Linked DNA regions of Homo sapiens: all the other regions are linked to region 2. A link is a loop called in an ENCODE intact Hi-C map of the cell type or tissue named here. Cell type or tissue: A673. All regions are shown on one strand. Region 1 overlaps SKAP1 (src kinase associated phosphoprotein 1). Region 2 has its middle 3.4 kb from the start of HOXB8. Region 3 overlaps SKAP1 (src kinase associated phosphoprotein 1).

Region 1 (2,500 bases), 480 kb after region 2:
TATAATCCTAGCTACTCAGGAGGCTGAGGCAGGAGAATCGCTTGAACCCGGGAGGCATAGGTTGCAGTGAGCCAAGATCACGCCATTGCACTCCAGCCTGGGCAACAGAGCAAGACTGTCTTGAGAAAAAAAAAAAAGAGAGAGAAAAGCATACCCTCTTCCTTTAAGGGTACTTCACAGATGTTGCGCACACACTTCCTTTCACATTCCATTGGTCAGAAGTTGGAATATATGGACACAGCAAGCTGTAAAGAAAGCTTATAGCCCTGTGTCCAGCTTAGAATTGGGAGATTCATGATTAAATACAAAGGGAAGAATGGATATTGGGATAAAACTAGCAATTTTTGCCACAGGGATGGATCTAGGTTTATCCCCAGCTCTCAAACCCAGGGCACCATTTCCCCAAAATCCCCACATATTGCAATATGACTGACCAAGATTAGGAATCCAATATGAGGATTCCTTATATTGGAACATATGAAATATTGGAACTATGGAACATAATCAAATTAACTTTTAAGTAATAGAGAATATGGTTTGCAGGGCCAGGCACAGTGGCTCACACCTGTAATCCCAACACTTCAGGAGGCCAAGGCAGGAGGATCACTTGAGATCAGGAGTTTGAGACCAGCCTGGGCAGAAGGTCTCTACAAAATTTTTTTTAAAAAATTAGCCACGTGTGGTGGTGCACGTCTGTAGGCCCAGCTACTTGGGAGGCTAAGGTGGGAGGAATGCTTGAGCCCAGGAGGTTGAGATTACAGTGAGCCATGACTGCACCACTGCACGCCAGCCTGGGTGAAAGAGCAAGATCCTGTCTCAAAAAAAGAAAAAGAATAGGTTTGTGTTGTATTAGCAAGAACCACATTGTGTTTCAAAATAGTGGGGGTGGGTGCCTGGTTTGGGTGGAGTAATAGTGGGAGCCACTTTGGTGCAGAGTGGGTTTTGGTTAGAATTAAGATTCTGATGGAGGGCCCCCAAGACCAGCATGTTGTCACTAGCTCCATCTTCTGGCCTGAAATAGGAGCAGTCTTCACTGCTGGGGGTAAAGAATGGCATCAGTGTGACAGTGATACAAACATTCCTTGGAGTCCAGACCAGAGCCCACTCTAGTGTGCTGCAGCAGCTGAGTGAACTCATTTAGGAAAATACATAAGGATAGATCTTATTCTCCAATGCCCTTGTACAACCATACAACACCAGCTCAGGCCTGTCACTCAAGGTTTGACTTTATGATTTTCCTGATGAAGACTGTTTCATGGCCACAAGTATAGAGGGTTGGAATTTTTCTGTCAAATCTAAACAAATCCAGCCAGCCGGGCATGGTGGCTTACACCTGTAGTCCCAGCACTTTCAAGGCCAAGGCAGGTGGATCACTTGAGGTCAGGAGTTCGGGACCGGCCTCACCAACATGGTGAAACCCCATCTCTACTAAAAATACAAAAATTAGCCAGGCATGGTGGCGGGCACCTGTAATCCCAGCTACTTGGGAAGCTGAGGCAGGAGAATCACTTGAACCTGGGAGGCGGAGGTTGCAGTGAGCCGAGATCGCGCCATTGTACTCTAGCCTGGGTGACAGAGACTCCATCTCAAAAAAAATAAATAAAAATAAAAAACAAATTCACCCTTTTCACTCTGTCATTTATTTGTTTATCTCTTCATTGTCTTTGGCCCAACAAATCTATTTCTAAGAATTTATCTGGCCAGGCGCAGTGGCTCACGCCTGTAATCCCAGCACTTTGGGAGGCCAAGGGGAGCAGATAACGAGGTCAGGAGTTCGAGACCAGCCTGACCAACATGGTGGAACCTCATCTCTACTAAAAATACAAAAATTAGCCAGGCGTGGTGGCGGGCGCCTGTAACCCGGCTACTCAGGAGGCTGAGGCAGGAGAATTGCTTGAATCCACGAGGCGGAGGTTGCAGTGAGCTGAGATCAAGCCACTGTACTCCAGCCTGGGCAACAGAGCAAGACTCCATCTAAAAAAAAGAATTTATCCTATTGACCATTTTTGGTTTGGGTAAAAAAAGAAAAAAAAATAGAAATTATCCTACAGCTATACTTGCACATATGCAAAATGACAGGCACATACGGTTCATTGTAATAGCAAACACTTGGAAATGACCTAAATGTTTAACAGAGAACTAGTCAAATAACTATAGTACATTCATAGAAGTGAATATTATGCAACAGTAAAAAAGAAAGGGAAACTGTGTGGAATACATTCTGAAATATGTTGGTAAGTTTAAAAAAAATAAAACAGCAAAGAATGGGAGCCAAATTTGCCCCATTTGTATAAAAAAGGACTGGAGACTATATATACCTATTTGTTTATATTTGTATGGGATATTTCTGGAGGGAGACATGAAATGATAACATGGTTGCCTCCAAGGACAGAGAAACTGTGAGACAGGGTAAGGGGGAAAACATTATACTCTGTGCCCTTTAATACATCTATATTTTGAATCACAAAAGCAAATTTATGTATTTTTCCTCCTTTAGGAA
Region 2 (2,500 bases):
GGTCGGTTTCTGCCTAAAGCAAACGCTCAGCGAGGCTGGAACAGAGGGGAGTGCTGCGTGGTAGGGGCGAGGGCGCTTGGAGGGGCCTCTGCCTGCAGCGTCTGGGTCCCCAGCCCAGGGCTGCTTCTTTAAAGACAAACAAAGGCGAAGATGCGGAGGCTCGGAAGCCGGAGATGGGGAAATCAGTTGTCATAAAAGAGAGATTCAGAGAGGGACACCGCCAGAGTGCGAGGCAGAGAGAAGCCGGGAGAGGAATTCAATGCCGTGTGCGCAGCAATAAAATAATATGACCGCTATAAAAGTTTATAGCGTATAAATTTCTGAAGGTTAAGAAACTAAACAGCAGCAAAGCAAACAGCGAGGGGAAACTTTCCGGAGCTGAGAGAGCCGCAGCTGGGCCGGGGCTCCCGGCCTGGCGGGGGAATGGGTGGGCCCCGCTCCGGCAGCCTTCACCCTCACCCGCACAGAACACGGGGCTCCGGGCTTCCGGGGCGGGGGGTGGCAGGGGGCAGAGAGGGAGAAGAGAGAAGCCGGGAAAGAACACTTTGTTGTCGCAAATGCTTCAGAAATTGCAACTGGGGCTCTTGTCTTTGTTCTTCACACCCCCTCCAGAATCAGGCGTCGGAAACGAGGAGCCTCCTGCGCGCGCGCGCACACACACACACACACACACACACACACACACACACACACACACACTCAGGTCCGGCGGGGCCAGACGTCTGGGCGCGGGCAGCCTCTTGATTCTTTTACAGTCTCATCCTATCCTCTCAGGCCTCCTCTCCCCCGACAAAAAGCCCAACTGTTTCTCCTCAGAATTTGAAACAATCGCGTGGAGTTTGAAAACTGCTCGGTCCCCCTTTTTACAGGCCATAAAGGGCGCACTGCTTTGCGGTCTCCGCTAGAAATTAGGGGCAGGGGTGGGAGGTGTACGTAGAAAGAAAAAAGCTTAGGGCTTCTTTTTTTTCCTCCCCTCTGTTGTGTTTTTTTTCTATTTTTTAGCTTATCTACACAATTTCATGAACCGTTTCCTGATTCCGATGCCCACTCCCTATCCCTCCCCTTTTACTGCTAGTTATGAAAGTTTCTCCTGCTGGCCACCTCTGCGGCTGCTCTCCCAGAAAACTGGTGGAGCCGGTGGCTGCGGCGCCTTTTCGCAGAGCAGCCGCTAGATGGCACCCTTGCTCCATGTGAAACTCCCTGGAGCGGCAGCTGCGGATGTCTGCTCCCGGCACCGCGCCTTGGTCGGCCCTGAATCCAGGAACTGAGTGCTACCAAAAGTCATGAATAATTTGTACCTAATAAAAAAAATAGGGCTCGTTATGGCCTTACCCCCATTTTATAGATTTCAGTTATAGTAGTGTTCCCCCATCTCCTCAAATGGTCAATTTTCTGAATTTTCCCCAAGAGGAGGGCTCAGTGATTCTCACCCAGTTGCTGTGTTCGGTGGGGCAACAAATGCGTGAAAACGGGGAATAATAGTAATAATAGGAATAATGGGTCCAAATCCAAAAGGAGAATTGATTCGAAACAACGAGATTTTCCGTGAAAGGAGGCGAAAGGAATGTCCCTGGATGCGGGTCAGCAGGTCAGGTGAGAGGGGCTAGCCGGCAAAAGAAGGTAGGATGGAGAGGAAGCTGCCCATCGGCTGGAGAGAAAATCACGTAAGCCAGCCCGAGACCCCCCAGTTTGTGTGTGTGGGGGAATGGAGCCATAGCTTTTGTGGGGATTCGGAGATGCCCAAAGCCGGCAGGGCGGCTTCGCACGGGCGCAAGCTCTGGAGCCTTTGTATGAGTCCAGGGCTGGGCTGGGCTCGCGCAGGGCGACCTAGGCACGGGGCAGGGGCTCCCCAGGGCAGCAGGGTGCGGGAAGGCTCGGATGTGGTCTCTGGATGCTTTGCGCGCTCCCAAAGAATGCGCGTTTTCCCATGGGCGCGAAGGCGGGCGCGGCGTCAGGACGCAGGAGCTCTGTTCTCCCTGGGTTCCTGGGCTTCCAGGTGAGAGGTGCGGCTTCAGTGCGCCTTGGCCCTGGCCGCAGGCAAACCTGGGGGCGCCGGTCCTTTCCTCATTGAGCAGCTGGAGGTCTGGACTCCGGGCACTTTCGTTCTGAGACCCGCACCCTGGTTGTTCACAGCCCCTTGCATTCCAAATCTCCTGTGTCCTCCCGGCCCCGCCGGATCCCTGCCTTCCATCCGACAAACCTGCGCCAGCAATAGATACTCCCACCCCCTCAAAATCACCCCAGCTGCAGCCTCTCCTCTCCCCCACCAGGACTTAGTGCAAGGAGGTAAGCGGAGTTTCTCCTCAACTTGAGTTTCTCTAATAAATCTGCGCTCCGCTGGGTGTTTATAAATTGTCTCCTCGCTCTTTCGTTTTTTTTTTTTTTTTTTCCTATAACAGAAACATTTTCCTTCCATCAGGAATTTCTGGCACGGTGTAGAGATGATTTAGAACAAGCCATTGAATTTGTACCTCGCCGGTGAGTTTTCAAATAATGACCA
Region 3 (2,500 bases), 360 kb after region 2:
TTATTTTAATTGTTCAAGTTTTTACTCATCAAACAGAAATATACTATAATACTTTACAATAAAATATAATGTCACATTGCCCAAAACAGTGAATGACAGAATTTTGTGGATTAAGGATATGGATTAAGGTAATCCAAAACTGCAGTTTATTAAACTTCCCCCCCAAAAAACCATGTGTTGTTCTTATTCTGAAGCTATGCTCTTGGAGTTTTCTGGCTTTCTTAAAAATGCATCCCAGTCCAATTTTAATATATGCCTTTTGGTGAGTCATTTTTATGATCTCTTTGCTATCTACTGAGACTCTTAAAATGTACTGGTTTGAGGCCGAACTTGGACTGTGATTCCTTCTTCTTAAATATGGTCTTCTAACCTCCTGACTGGGGGCCTCCTGCAGGTGGATGATTCTCTCCAACCCTCCAATGTAAGAGGCTCTGCCGCCTCAGGTAGGCCCTCCATCTTCTTTGTAGGCAGCCACACTACTAATATTTTTAGATGTTTGCAGCATTCATGTCTCAATATGTTCAGTATTTCAGGCAATTCGAAGTTGCAGACCCTTGGCAGCAAGAAACAAACCCTCACTGAAACTTTCTTTTACTTACATAGCCTGTGCTGAGTTTTATGTGTTATCTGGAGAAGAATGAAATTGATCCAACGCCTTTCCAAGAGGAAGAATGACTTCCAGAGATTTTTCTCTCTCAGGGGAGCTTTTACAGAACTTTTTCAATATTCTTTCATTGTGTGTATGGTTTTTTCCCCCACCATAAAACAAAAGGAACCTGTAATGCCATAAGGGGGCAAGGAATAGAAAGGGTAGAAAACAACGACACCAAATCCCTTTTGATGTGGGAAACCTAAGTAACAAACTCTATTAATTAGCCTAGGAAGTTTCTTCCTGAATTTGAGAATTCTGGGTTCAGTATGGCCCTTGCTTTGGAATTTTTACAGTTTGTTCCCCCATGACTCTGATCACTGCTACCAGGCCTGAGTTATGCTTCCTGCTGCTTACATTTAAAAGGTCACCAGGACAATGACTAGGTGACCGCCCATCACACAGTCTGTGAGTACATCCTCCAATAGCATCCTCAGCGTAAAACGCCCCCTACTGCTTCCAGGATGCCAGTTCACTAATAATTCTCAGGCCTTACTCCTAGCAACCAAACTAACCCTGTAGCTCCCAAGGATTCCTGCGTATATAAGGAGAGGGTAAAGGTTGGTGCCACATTTCTTTTTAAGGCTTTATAAGGCTCTATTCAGAGTGAGTCACAGGCATGTCACTCTTCTGTTGTTCACCAAAGCATAGATTCTTTACTGTCCACAGCATTAAAGCATGGCGTATTTTGAGAGATGGTTTTAAGTCATCCTTTCAACTAATTCAGATAAACATCCTTGCAGAGCATGGCATCAGAAATTTTCCAAAAATTGTCAAGGACTGACCCCTGCCCTCCTAGGACTTGCAGACTTAGGGGTCGTTCAGATCCAAACACAACTATAATAATTCTAATTCTAAAATGTGATAATTGCTATAATAGAAGTTTTTTTAAATACTGCAGGAGAGGGAGTGATTAAATTCACATCAGGGATTCCGAACAGCATTTTAGAGTATCTGGATTTTGAGGTGAATCTTAAAAGATGAACAGAAGAAGAATGTTCCAGGCAGGGGAACAGTAGTACTAAGAACGTGGCATTTGTTTTCACCAGGTTTCTTGCATCCCTTGACCACTTGGTTGCCTTTGTTGTTAAACTGTGTGTGTGTGGTTAACCAATTAAGGAAAGGAGAAAAGCTGATTCGAGATAGTCATGGTGTGAAAAAGCTTTGATCTGGACGTTTACCTTGATTTCTTTTCACGTGGTGATTCCGATATAAATAATGTCATTAACTTCCTTTTTTTCCATCTTACAACACATTTACCTGTTTCTTTCCATGTATATTGATACACACACACACCCCTCCAGTGTTTATTCTTGGGCATTTTCCAGTTTCTAATATGATGTCCACGAGTCAAATCAATTAAATTGAACCGATAATACAACTTAATGACCCTTCTTATCTTTGCAAGTAAACTTGAGAATGGAATGAATCTAAATGCCAACTCATTAACCTTGAAAGACAATTCAGGTGGTTTTATTCTAATGTTTCTAGTGTTTGTTTATAGTTGAGCACACTTTAAATATGTCTACATTGTTTAATAGCCTCTTGTACACAATTTTTTGATGGACTCAATTGATATTCTTCATTAAAGACCAGATCCTAATAAACTCATCTCCCTTACTCTTAAATTCACATTCAAACAGGAGATTTCTTAATGGCTTCTTAAAATGCTAAGTTACTAGTTTTAAATTTATGTATTTCATGCTGCTAGCCTCGGAGTTTCTTGTCCACATCAAATTCCTAATTATTTCTTTTAGATTTGTGGGAAACAATTGTCCAACACTTCTCTCTTTTCATTTTTTTCTAATTTTGTCATCCATGCTGCTCACTTTTCATGCTATGGTTGTCTTC

What was found. Hi-C counts contacts between places; a loop is a spot of excess contacts. Peaks named below come from ENCODE experiments on the same cell type or tissue, not always from the same donor. Only the 100,000 strongest peaks of a DNase experiment are listed, where the experiment ranks them.
Region 1: it touches region 2 in a loop (8-fold over the local background); 12 of 110 quality-filtered maps call a loop at or near these places.
Region 3: a loop joins it to region 2, with 4 times the contacts of the local background. A loop is called at or near these places in 19 of 110 quality-filtered maps.

The regions. Positions count from the first base shown.
Region 1 is chr17:48,133,814-48,136,313 of GRCh38, reverse strand. It overlaps SKAP1 (src kinase associated phosphoprotein 1), which reads left to right. Exons shown (of 13, transcript NM_003726.4): 13 at 2,498-2,500. Among named protein-coding and RNA genes, the nearest start is that of MIR1203, 21 kb to the left of the region's middle. In A673, a CTCF peak has its summit at 1,008 (motif pointing left); a DNase peak (open chromatin) is centred at 1,033.
Region 2 is chr17:48,617,423-48,619,922 of GRCh38, reverse strand. No RefSeq gene overlaps it. Among named protein-coding and RNA genes, the nearest start is that of HOXB8, 3.4 kb to the right of the region's middle. RefSeq lists an enhancer at 1,890-2,413. In A673, a CTCF peak has its summit at 1,162 (motif pointing right); DNase peaks (open chromatin) are centred at 682 and 1,172; H3K4me3 peaks cover 512 bases; H3K27ac peaks cover 614 bases.
Region 3 is chr17:48,260,076-48,262,575 of GRCh38, reverse strand. All of the region lies in intron 4 of SKAP1 (src kinase associated phosphoprotein 1), which reads left to right. Among named protein-coding and RNA genes, the nearest start is that of SKAP1-AS2, 33 kb to the left of the region's middle. In A673, a CTCF peak has its summit at 1,092; a DNase peak (open chromatin) is centred at 1,095.